2 separate regions of the Homo sapiens genome follow, and region 1 is linked to region 2. A link is a contact called in ENCODE Hi-C or POLR2A ChIA-PET data. All regions are on one chromosome and are shown on one strand. Each heading gives the region's core, a stretch centred on a gene start or an enhancer-like site at or near the end of the contact. The rest is flanking DNA. Distances are from core to core; before and after follow the strand shown.

Region 1 (5,139 bases), core at 421-2,920, 130 kb before region 2:
AGAAGCCGGTCCTTCGCACAGGCAGCATGGGATTCCTGGGAGGCGCCTGCCTCGTCCCCTGCCTCTTCCTAGGAGGTGCAGAGGGGTGAGGAGAGGGTCCGAGAACAGGCCCATGCATTTGAGGGGCATCAGAACCCCACCACTCCACCCACAGGGGCAGGCCAGAACCGCTCCTGCAGGAATCAGCCCAGAGCAGTGCAGCTCAAGATGGCAAGTACAGTCACAGCTGTGACCCCAGGGCTCTTTGGGATTGATGACAGCCCCTTTATTTATTATTATTTTTTTTATTTTTTTGAGACAGAATCTTGCTCTTGTCGCCTAGGCTGGAGTGCAGTGGTGCGATCTTGGCTCACTGCAATCTCTGCCTCCCGGGTTCTAAGCGATTCTTCTGCCTCAGACTGCCGAGTAGCTGGGATTACAGGTGCGTGCCACTACGCCCGGCTAATTTTTGTATTTTTAGTAGAGGTGGGGTTTCACCATGTTGGCCAGGCTGGTTTCGAACTCCTGACCTCAGGTGATCCACCCAACTCAGCCTCCCAAAGTGCTGAGATGGCAGGCGTGAACCACCGCACCCAGCCAGCTCTCCCTTTAGAGCTCTGCAGGATGCAGTGTTCCCACGGGACCCAGAGGCTGCAGACACTAAGGAGACTTTCACAAAGGTCAAGTAGCCCCTACCTGTGGGCTTTGGTGGTTGGGATTTTTCCATGCCAAGTTTTCTTAAAGATGGGCCCGCCATCATGTATGCTGGTAACATTGGGGTGTTGCCTGCCAGAGGCCAGGGAGCCAGGCGGGGGGTTCACAGGTCCCCAAGAATTTTGTCCCTCCTTGATGATGATGGGGTGCAGGTGCTGATGGTGGCAGCGACTGCCACTTACTGAGGCCCACCCATGCGCTGGTTCCAAGGAGGCAGAGACAGGTCACGTGAGGCCATCCTAAGGCTAAAGGAGATATGTCATGAGCCCTGAGAGAGGGATAGACAAAGCCAGAGAAAGGAACTCCCAAAACAGCTGGGTGGGCTTCCTGGAGGAGGCGGTGTTTGGTTGAGCCTCAGAGGATGGTAGGACTTTATCAGAGGATTGTAGTCTCCACGAGGACTGGGACTCTGGGCCTTTTTGGTAACTGTCTTTTCCTGTCCTTGGCACTAAACATATGTTGAATGAATAAATGAGTCAGGTAGAAAATGGGGCTGGGGGCATCGGGGTAGAGAGGATGATAATGAAAGCAACTGAGCTTCACCCTGGAGCCTCCAGGCCAGGCTGTGGATGGGAACTGGTGTTCCTGGTGTATTTCTACAGGAGCAGGGCCAGCAGGAGGGCTCAGCCTGGCCCAGGGTTTAGGGAACAGTCCCCCTCCAAGACGCTAAATGTGAGTGGCCTTCTCAGGTGGGGACAGGAATGCCCACCCCACCCCACCCAAGTAGCGCTTTCTGGAGCTGGGTCTGACTTGATCACAGGCCGGGCTCCAGGCTTCCATGGGGCTGTCGTCCAGGCTGGCACCAGAGGGTTTCCGCTGGCCTGGCCACTTCCCTGCCCAGCCTGTTCTTTGAACAAGGCCAGAAAGAGGCCTAGGAGAAGGCAAAGCCGCTCCTGGGCTCAGCCCCTGGGATGGGGCCTGGAGGTGACTCGAAGGCTGACCCAGTTCCCAGCCAGGATCCGCTGCCACCCGGGCCACACGCGCAAACCAAGGCAACCACTTCCGCTGGGGCCGTCTCTGAGGAGATGTGCAGGAAGTGAACTTCCTGGGGCTGAGGGCAGGGGAGAGGCCGCCTCCTAACACCTCATGCCCGCAGGCCCAGGGCTGCCCCTCAGCCCTTGCTGGCTGGGAGAAGGAGGGTCCTCTGCCTCTGTCTGCATCTAGGCTCTTCACCTGGGAGGCGCCCACACCGTCCATGCCCGTGCTCTGCCTCTGCCCTCAGCAGACTTGATGGAACCGGTGCCCAGGAGCAAAACCTCAGGCAACGCAGGGGCCCAGAGTGGGCAGAGGGAGGGGTCTGCCTCGACGGCCCAGCAGATCTGGGCTCCGGCCTGTCCTGGGCTGCTTGCTGACCCCATACCCACCATTTCCCCAGTCTGCCTGTGAACTTTGGCCCGGCCCTTCCTGTGAACCTGGCACAGAAGCCACCTCCTCTCTGAAGCCTTCCTGGCTTGCCCCAGGTAGTGTGGATCACCCATCTGTGCCCCCAGAGGCCCGGTGGCCCCTGCTCCAGCTCTCCCACCTCCACTCTCTACAAGGAGCCTCAGGCAGCCTGTGCCCCCCAAACCTGGCCTTGGCATCTGAGCTCCTTGAAAGCACAGGTGTTTCTCATTTGTTTTTGGCCTCCATGGCCCCCAACCCATGGTCCTGCACCGCTGGGCATCGCACAGGTGCTTCCCTTGCAAGGAGGAATTGTCAACTTCCCTAGCTCCTGGAGGACACTGGGAAGATGTCACAGGGATCTCAAAGCCCATGTGTCCCAAAATGACAGCATTGGCTTTGCCCAACCCGCTTGTCCTGCCTCTGCCAACACCTACACCTGGGCAACCCAGCCAAACCCTAAGGTGTCTCTCGACCCTTTCTTGCTCCTTCCACCTCCTCCCCTACGCCTTCCAGGGCCCCAGGCCCAGAATGGAGGCATCTGTGGTGCATTCAGGCACCTGAAGGAGTAGCCCTGCAGGAGTAGCTCAGGCGAGGCCACAGAGGCAGGTGTGGGCCAGTGTAGAAGGGAGGACAGGGAGTGACCCCAGGGAGACTCCAGCCTCCTCTCCATCATCCCCTTTGGCGTCAGGGCTGGAAACTGGGCCCAGAGGGTGGGCGCACCCTGCACTTGTGTGTCAGGGTCGGGCCAGGAGCAGAGCTGCGGCCAGCTGTGTGGCCTCTGGCCTCCCAAGCCCCCTCTCCTGCTGGCTTCCATCACCACCACCAAGTCCAGCTCCGAATGGAATGTTCCAATGCTCAGAGCAGAGCAGCAGGCAGGGAAGGAATGGGGATGTGGGCAGGCAGAGCCAGACATTTCTGGGCAACAACAAGGGGAAATTTCAATCCTTGGAGCATCAGCTCAGGGTTCCTGCCAGACATTCTGACCCTGAAACACAGGCTTTCTGGAGAAGAGGGCCTGCCCACTGTGGTCCCAGGCTGGGAGGCAGAGAGCCTAGGGCCTGGGGCTGGTCATCTGGGCTGCCCAGAAGTGCCCGAGGCAGTCCCTGTCTCCCGCAGCAGCACAGCTACGCCCATCATGCTTCCTCTAGCTGCCCACGGCAGCACCTGGGCTATGGGGACCTGGGCTCCGGGATTCTGGAGCAGCACACTGGGACACTTCGTACAGTTTGCAAATTACTAATACCCTTAAAATACCAAAATGCCTTTGGATTTCAGCAGCCACCAGACCTCCTGGGGGCCCCCACCATGAAGCAGAGGCCTTTGAACCTCGCCTGCCCCAGCCATAACCACTTGCTGGCACAACCCAATCCCTGAGGGTTTCTTTCCCCCACGCCAGAGCTGGAGTTGGTACAGAGAGAGCAAGAGTCAAAGCACAACTGCTCAGCAAGTTTTGGGGGTCGGGGGCGGGAGGGGGGACTGGGCTTCTAACAAGACCGTTTCGTGGGGGCCGGGGGTGCTGGTCATACACCCCGTGGCAGGCCACAGGCTCCCCAAGCCCCCTCTATTCTGCGTTCATGCTGTTTCTGCACCTTGAAACCCGGCACATTCATAGCTCCATGCCCACGTGTGGCTGGGAGTGAGCTCCCAGGGTGGCAGCTGCCAGTGGCACAGCACTTCTCCACCCGGAACCTCCTCTTCCTCACCTTCTGCTGCACAGCCTGATACGGCTGACCCCACCCATATCCTGGCTCTAGAAATGGGCACAGGACAGGGGTCTAAGCAGCCAGTGCACCCATCCCCCGACTATAGTCTTTGAGGGTCAAAAGCCTCTACTCCCACTGTGCAGAGGGAGGGGTGGTCCCTGGAGCACACCAGCAGGTGAGTCACGGTGCAGGGCTCTCAGGAGAGTCCAGGGAAAGGGATGGAGGTGAGGATCTTGGGGTCTAGATTCATTCCCAGAATGAGCCTGTCCGTAGTTGGGGAGCACTGCACGGTTTTAAATCAGTTACAGAGAAAACCACCCAGCAATGAGCAACTCCAAGATGTGAAGGGGAGCATTCAGTAGCACAATGGACACAGTGACTGGCGCCTTTGTGCAAACCCAAAACAATGGACTCTCACTCAGCAGGTCTCCCCCTCACGGCTGATGAACATGAGTCAAAGCCGGAGGAGGCAACAGAATTCAGAGACAAACCTCAACTTAGAGGACACTGATGCGGAAGAACCCAGCGGCTTCCAGGGCTTACTCTGTTAAAGCGCCCGTGTCCCTACTACTAGGTCCAAGGTATTTCTGCATATTGGTGTCCTCTCCAAAGGTCAAGGAGCAAGCGGTTAGGGAAATCAGTAAGTCCTCAAAGGAGTACTGGGAGAAATTAGCATGGGGGCCGGACACACAGTTCAGAGAGTGGGGACAGCCAGCCATGTGGCGATGGGTCATCCCTGCCTTGGGACTTTTGTTTTCTTTTCTTTTTGTTTTGTTTTGAGACAGGGTCTCGCTCTGTCACCCAGGCTGGAGTGTAGTGGTATGATCACAGCTCACTGCAGCCTCGACCTCCTGGGCTCAAGCGATCCTCCCAAGTAGCTGGGACTACAGGTGTGCACCACCATGCCTGGCTAACTTTTTAATTTTTGGAAAGCTTGGGTCTTGCTCTTGCCCAGGCTGGCTTCAAGCCATCCTCCCACCTCAGCTTCCCAAAATGTTGGCAGTACAGCCTTTTCTTTCTTTTTTAAATCAAGGTAAAACCTACACCCAGTAAAGTGCACAGATCTTAAGTGTGCACCTCAGTGAGATTTTGCACAAACACGTAAGTGTGTAAGGCACCATCCAGATCTCCAGCAGTCCCAGAAGTCTCCCTCTAGCCCGTCCCCATGGTACCTGCCTCCAAAGGTTACTTGGTGTTCTGATTTCTATCACAAGTTTTTCCTGGTGTTTTGTTTTGTTTTGTTTTATTTTGTTTAGAGACAAGGTCTTGTCACCCAGGCTGGAGTGCAGTGGTGCAGTCTCGGCTCATTGTAGCCTCCCAGGCTCAAGCGATCCTCCCTACTCCTCCTGAGTAGCTGGGA
Region 2 (5,704 bases), core at 1,565-4,064:
TCAAATAATAATAATAATAACAACAATAATAATAAGGCCGGGCACAGTGGCTCACTCCTGAAATCCCAGCACTTTGGGAGGCCAAGGCGGGCGGATCACGAGGTCAAGAGATGGAGACCATCCTGGCCAACATGGTGAAACCCCGTCTCTACTAAAAATACAAAAATTAGCTGGGCGAGGTGGCGCATGCCTATAATCCCAGCCGCTCGGGAGACTGAGGTAGGAGAATCACTTGAACCCAGGAGGCAGAGGTTACAGTGAGCTGAGATCGCGTCATTGCACTCTAGTCTGGACGACACTCTGTCTAAAAAATAAATAATAATTATTATTATTATTTAATTTTTATTGAGTAAAAGATACATTCAGTAAAGTGCACAAATCCTAGGTGTGAACTTTTATGTATGTATCAATCAATGAGCTTTTATGTATGTATACAGTCATGAAACCACCACTCAGATCAAAGCATACATGTCTAGCCCCTAGAAGTTTCCCCTGGTCTCCTCCCGGTCATTACTCCTCACCCTAGGGGTAAATACTGTTACGGTGACTGCTGTCTTTTCTTAAACTTCAAATAAATGGAAACTTCAAATAAGTGTGTCTGGCTTCTTGGGCTCAACATGTTGTCTCTGAAATTCTCATGTTGCTGCATGATTCCTTGGTTTGTCCTTTTTATTGCTGTGTGGTATTCCATTGAATTAATATAACAACATTTATGTATCCATTCTATTCTTGATGAACATGTCAGCTAGGATGTGGAGGATTTGGGCTCTATCTTTGCTGGTGGGTGTATACATTGCTGTAATGACTAAGGAAAACTGTCTTGTCTACCATCATTATAATAACTCATTTAGTGAGCATTTACTGTGTGCCAGGTACTGTACAGGAGTCAGCTACATTATCTCAATCTTCACAATGATCCTTGGGAGTAGATAGTTGCCATCTGTGAAACAGGATAATTGTGGCATCAACATGAATAGGATTATTGTGAAGTTTAATTGAGATGATACTTTGAAGGACTTAGCCCAGTGCTGCCATTTTGGAAACACTGTTTATGATACCTGTTACTGGTGATTCCTAACGGGCACAGGATGGGGGGTTCAGGTGCCTGGGTCCCTGCTGAGCAAGTAGCCCAGCAGCCTTGGCCTCAGAGCACCTGGGGGAATCATGAATTTGTGAGCCTCTTTGATAAGACCCTGGCTCTAACTTCAAGAAAACGGTCACTAGGGGAGGGTGAGGGACAGGACTGAGACTTTAGCTTAAGAAGGGCCCTGGGAGCATTCCAGAGCCTTCTTTTACGCACATCTTCCTGAAGCTGAGTACAGAGGGTACTCTGAGGTGATGACTGTTCCTTACCTGTCTCTCTCATTAGCCGGTAAGCCCTGCAAGGGCTTGGCCAGTGCCTGTCTTTCAAATGTTCATTCAGAAACAATTTAAGTGTCTCCCTTGGTCCAGGCACTATGCCAAGAACTGACAGATACAGCAGTGAGCAAGATGGGCAAGGTGGGGAGAGAGACAAGAAACAGAGAGGCACCAAGACTGTGTAGGGGCTGGGCTCCCAGCACTTTGGGAGGCCAAGGCGGGAGGATCGCTTGAGCTCATGGGTTTGAGACCAGCCTGAGCAACATAGCAAGACCCTATCCCTACCTGCCACCCCCCACCCCCCGCCACAATAAAAAATACAAGTCTTGAGGGAGAAAGGACAGAGGAGCTGTGGAGAGGAGGCCTGAGGTCTGAGGGTGGGGGATCAGGGTCAGGTCCTGTGGAGCCTGTAGCCTAGGACACGGAGTGTGGATTTGACCCTTATGCGAAACAACTGGAAGGCTTTTTGTTTCTTTTTCTGTAGAAATGGGGGTCTCACTGTTACCCAGGCTGGTCTCGAACACCCCAAGGGATCAGCCGTCTCGGCCTCCCACAATGCTGGGATTAAAGGCGTGAGCCACCGCGCCCGGCCTCAACTGGAAGGCTTTAAGTGAGAGATGGGGTGCAAGGGAATCCCAGAGTCAGAAAGGTCTTCAGAGAGCCAGGAAGGGCTTGCGGGGGAGGGGCGCATATGGAAGGGGCGCATGGAAGGAACTCACAGATTCCTTGAATGAATGAATGAACGACCCAATGCACTGACGGATGAATGGACAGGCGGCCAGGAATAGCAGCCGGCCCCCAGGGAGCCCCAGACCCCGCGGCCTGAAGCCTTGGTTCTAGGCCAAGGCACAGGCGCGGTGACCTTGGGGATGTCCCCGCCCAGGACTCAGGGCCCGGAACTCGGCGTCTCGGGGGCGGGGAGGGCGTGCCTGGCGGGACAGCGCGCGCGGAGGAACGGCGGGCGGTGCTCCTCGGGTAGGCCCCCCACACATCCCCTTGGCTCAGCCCTGCCGGGGCCCGAACCCGCGCCGCCCGCCGTGTTTACATTCCACCCGCGCCAGCCACGCGGCTTTTTGCCGCTCCAGCGCCGCTCGGCCCCGCCCCCGGCGCCCGCGGCCCGCCCCTCGCCGCCGCGCGCCAGACTTCTCCCGCGTCCCGCCCGCCGCCCCGCCCCGCGTCCCGCGCCCCGCGCCCCGCGCCCGGCCCTCGGCGCGCAGGCCCTGTCACTTGGCCCCGCCCTGTCCGCCGGCCCCGCCCCTGATTCCCCGTCCCTGCGCCTCGCGGGCCGGCGCCGTGGAGGGGCGGGTCCGGGGGCGGGGCGAGGGACGGGGCGGGACGGGCTCTGGGTCCCGCGCGGCCGCTGAGGGGCTGGGAGCCGCGGCGGGGCGGTGCGAGGGCGGGCCGGGGCCGGTTCCGCGCGCAGGGATTTTAAATGTCCCGCTCTGAGCCGGGCGCAGGAGCAGCCGGCGCGGCCGCCAGCGCGGTGTAGGGGGCAGGCGCGGATCCCGCCACCGCCGCGCGCTCGGCCCGCCGACTCCCGGCGCCGCCGCCGCCACTGCCGTCGCCGCCGCCGCCTGCCGGGACTGGAGCGCGCCGTCCGCCGCGGACAAGACCCTGGTGAGTCTACTGCCGCGGGCTGCGGACAGGGACTCCTGGGGCCCAGACCGCGCCGGGGAGCTGGGTGGGGGCGGGGTGCGGCCGGGTCGCGGGTCCCCGGGCGGCGTCGCGGGGCGCCCGGGAGGGTGCTGAGAGCGCGGCGGGGTGGGGTGGAGGGGACACTGAGGCAGCCCGGGCCCCGGGAGGCGACGGGCCGGTGAGGGCGGCGGGGGCGGCGGGACCCCGGGTCGGGGGTCGGCGGGTGCCCGGGTCGCGGGTGACAGGCCACCCCGCCATCGGCCATCTTCCTGGCTCGCCCGGCCGCCCGCGCGCAAAGGGGGAAGGGGTACTGGGCCCGCGGCCTGACCCCGCCGCCGCCTCACCCCGCGCCGCCCCGCAGGCCTCAGGCCGGAGCAGCCCCATCATGCCGAGGGAGCGCAGGGAGCGGTGAGTGCCCGCGCCGCGGGGCCGGACGGGACGGGACGGGACGGGACGGGTGGCGTGGGGGAGGGGCGGCCGCGGGTGCTCACCCGGCCCGGTGCCACCCGGGTCCACAGGGATGCGAAGGAGCGGGACACCATGAAGGAGGACGGCGGCGCGGAGTTCTCGGCTCGCTCCAGGAAGAGGAAGGCAAACGTGACCGTTGTGAGTACAAAAGAGACAGGTTGGGGAGCATCCCCCCCATCTCACCTGGGTACCCGACTTGGCTCTGCCTACGGGGGCGGGGGTCCCTTGGGCAGGAACGGAGCTCATAACCTGATCAGCTTTCTCTTCTTCTCTCTGTTTTTGTCTTGTTTGGTGTGTTTCCTTGGGGTCATGGGGGTGGCTTCATGTTAGTTTTTGCAGGATCCAGATGAAGAAATGGCCAAAATCGACAGGACGGCGAGGGACCAGTGTGGGAGCCAGGTAGGTCCGCCCGGGGTTGGGCCTCTGTGGAGGTCCTTCTCCCCCTGGGTCACATGGGGTTTCATGCTGTCTTGTCTCTTGCTGGAGACACTCTGGTGAGAGTGAACTTCTCTAATGCAGCCACAGCCCATATGGCCCAGCACTGTACCTGTCAGTGGGCACTGGCCTCTGCCAGTCCTGGGATTCCAGGAAGCTTGGTGTTCCTGACTGGCACCGTCTGAGATTACAGATATGTGCCTAGCCTGGAAGAACCAGAATGGACATCACAGTATTCAGTCCTCCCCTTCTGCCCAGGAGGAAACTGAGACTCAGTTAGAGGAAGAAAGTAACCCAGAGTCCTGTGCCATCCAGGGGCAAAGTTGGGCTCTCGGCCTTGTCTGTAAAAGCTGGTGAACTGGGGGAGGGTTCCTGGGTGTTTATAAGCAACAACTTTCCCCCTATCTACACCTATTTTTCTTGTCATGGTGTTTAAGGACCTCCTCCGTCTTCTGTAGGTCAGATTTCAAATTCTTCTCCTCTTTCTGGCCCTGGAAGTTCTTATAGCCCCTCCAGCAATTACCTGCATTGATCCCCAGCTCAGCCTGACCTCAGCAAGAGTATCAGTGGAACATTCAGTGTAATGATAGGTGGTGTCTCAATACATTTTTTTTTGACTGCTTTTCTTTTCTCTCCTTAAGGAGTTCCTGCCAAATTTCCTGCATGCAGTGTGATAATCATTATAATATCAGAAGTTTCTTGCAGAAAAAGCTTGTACTATCTCTTTACTTTCAGAAATGGCTGGAGACTGTAGTTATGGCTCCAGTGGGGGAAGCAGCCTATCTCTAAACTAGCTGGTCAGGCCTTCTGACTCTATCACAGATAAACGCTGAACAGAAACAGTGTTCGACCTGAGTGCAGGGATCCCAGCTAGGTTAGCAGAGAAGCCCCTCACTTTGCAGAGCAGCAGCCAGGGTAGTTCATCTGGAAGCGTGAAGGGTTTCAACGCAGTGCGCCGTGTTCTAAATAGCAGTTGTCACTGCATGTAAGGTCCCCCGAAATAAGCATTTCTGAGGAGGGTCCACTGACTATTGAAGAAAGGGTTGCTGATTTCCTTTTTCATTCAAAGAAATCATTTCAGAGACGGAAATGAGACGGCATATCCCCAGTTTTTTTTTTCTTCCCTTAAAGTACATTCAAATCAAGCAAGTTGATTTTTTAGGTATTATAAAATGAATTCTGACTTTGTGAAATTCAGGACTGTTTATTTTCCCAGCTGTGTTTTGAATAGAAAAGAAACTTCCAGCTGAAGATGAAGCAGGGCCGTCCCTGTTGCATTCTTGGAGTTTTAGAAGCATGTCTGTTCTCAAGGATAGCCTGAGCAGTGACGAGGGTGCCTCCTGGGACGGATTGTGGCTCTGTCCCCTGGCCACAGTGTGGATAGCTGTGCTGCCGGAATAGCCATACCATTTCCCACTAGAAGGCATTTTCGTGGTTATCCAGAGATTAATGGCGACAGATTTCTATACGTTTTGTAGAGTAGATAGCTTAAACATTAGCTGTCTATGTATGGAGCAGTATCTTTGTTATTTCTTTGTGGAGCTTCATGAAACTAGAACTTGGGGGTACAACAGAACCTTTTTCCCTGCTCACATACAGAATTTTTCTCTGGAGTTATCATAATTCCCCCCAGTACGACAGTCTTGAGCTACTTGGAGCCATTGTGCCAAACTCTTGTGTAACTGCTTCATCGAGACCACATGGAAGCTTTTTAATTTTCATCTTAGGCTGTTCTTAATGAAAAGAATACCCTTTTATCTAAGATCTACTTAACACGTCCATTTTGTTGTTTAATTTTTTTGCACAA

The links. A loop is a pair of places that touch in the nucleus more often than their neighbours do. ChIA-PET counts read pairs that join two places held with the same protein, here RNA polymerase II (POLR2A). Pooled maps may share reads with other maps.
Region 1: a loop to region 2 is called in a pooled map, with 4 times the contacts of the local background. The contact joins the enhancer-like site here to the promoter of CCNE1 in region 2. A Hi-C loop is called at or near these places in 2 of 37 single-sample maps with no recorded cell type and 7 of 50 pooled maps. POLR2A ChIA-PET finds 5 or more read pairs at or near these places in 4 of 52 experiments (H1, MCF 10A, activated B cell and 1 more).

Annotation. Positions count from the first base shown.
Region 1 is chr19:29,678,986-29,684,124 of GRCh38, forward strand. No RefSeq gene overlaps it. Among named protein-coding and RNA genes, the nearest start is that of PLEKHF1, 16 kb to the left of the region's middle. Within about 2 kb of position 1,671, at least 18 of the 41 ENCODE cell types and tissues checked have a DNase peak (open chromatin) inside an H3K27ac peak, as active enhancers do.
Region 2 is chr19:29,809,177-29,814,880 of GRCh38, forward strand. It overlaps CCNE1 (cyclin E1), which reads left to right and starts at 2,815. Exons shown (of 12, transcript NM_001238.4): 1 at 2,815-2,976; 2 at 3,356-3,402; 3 at 3,513-3,600; 4 at 3,793-3,861. The coding sequence starts at 3,380. RefSeq lists a silencer at 2,269-2,898.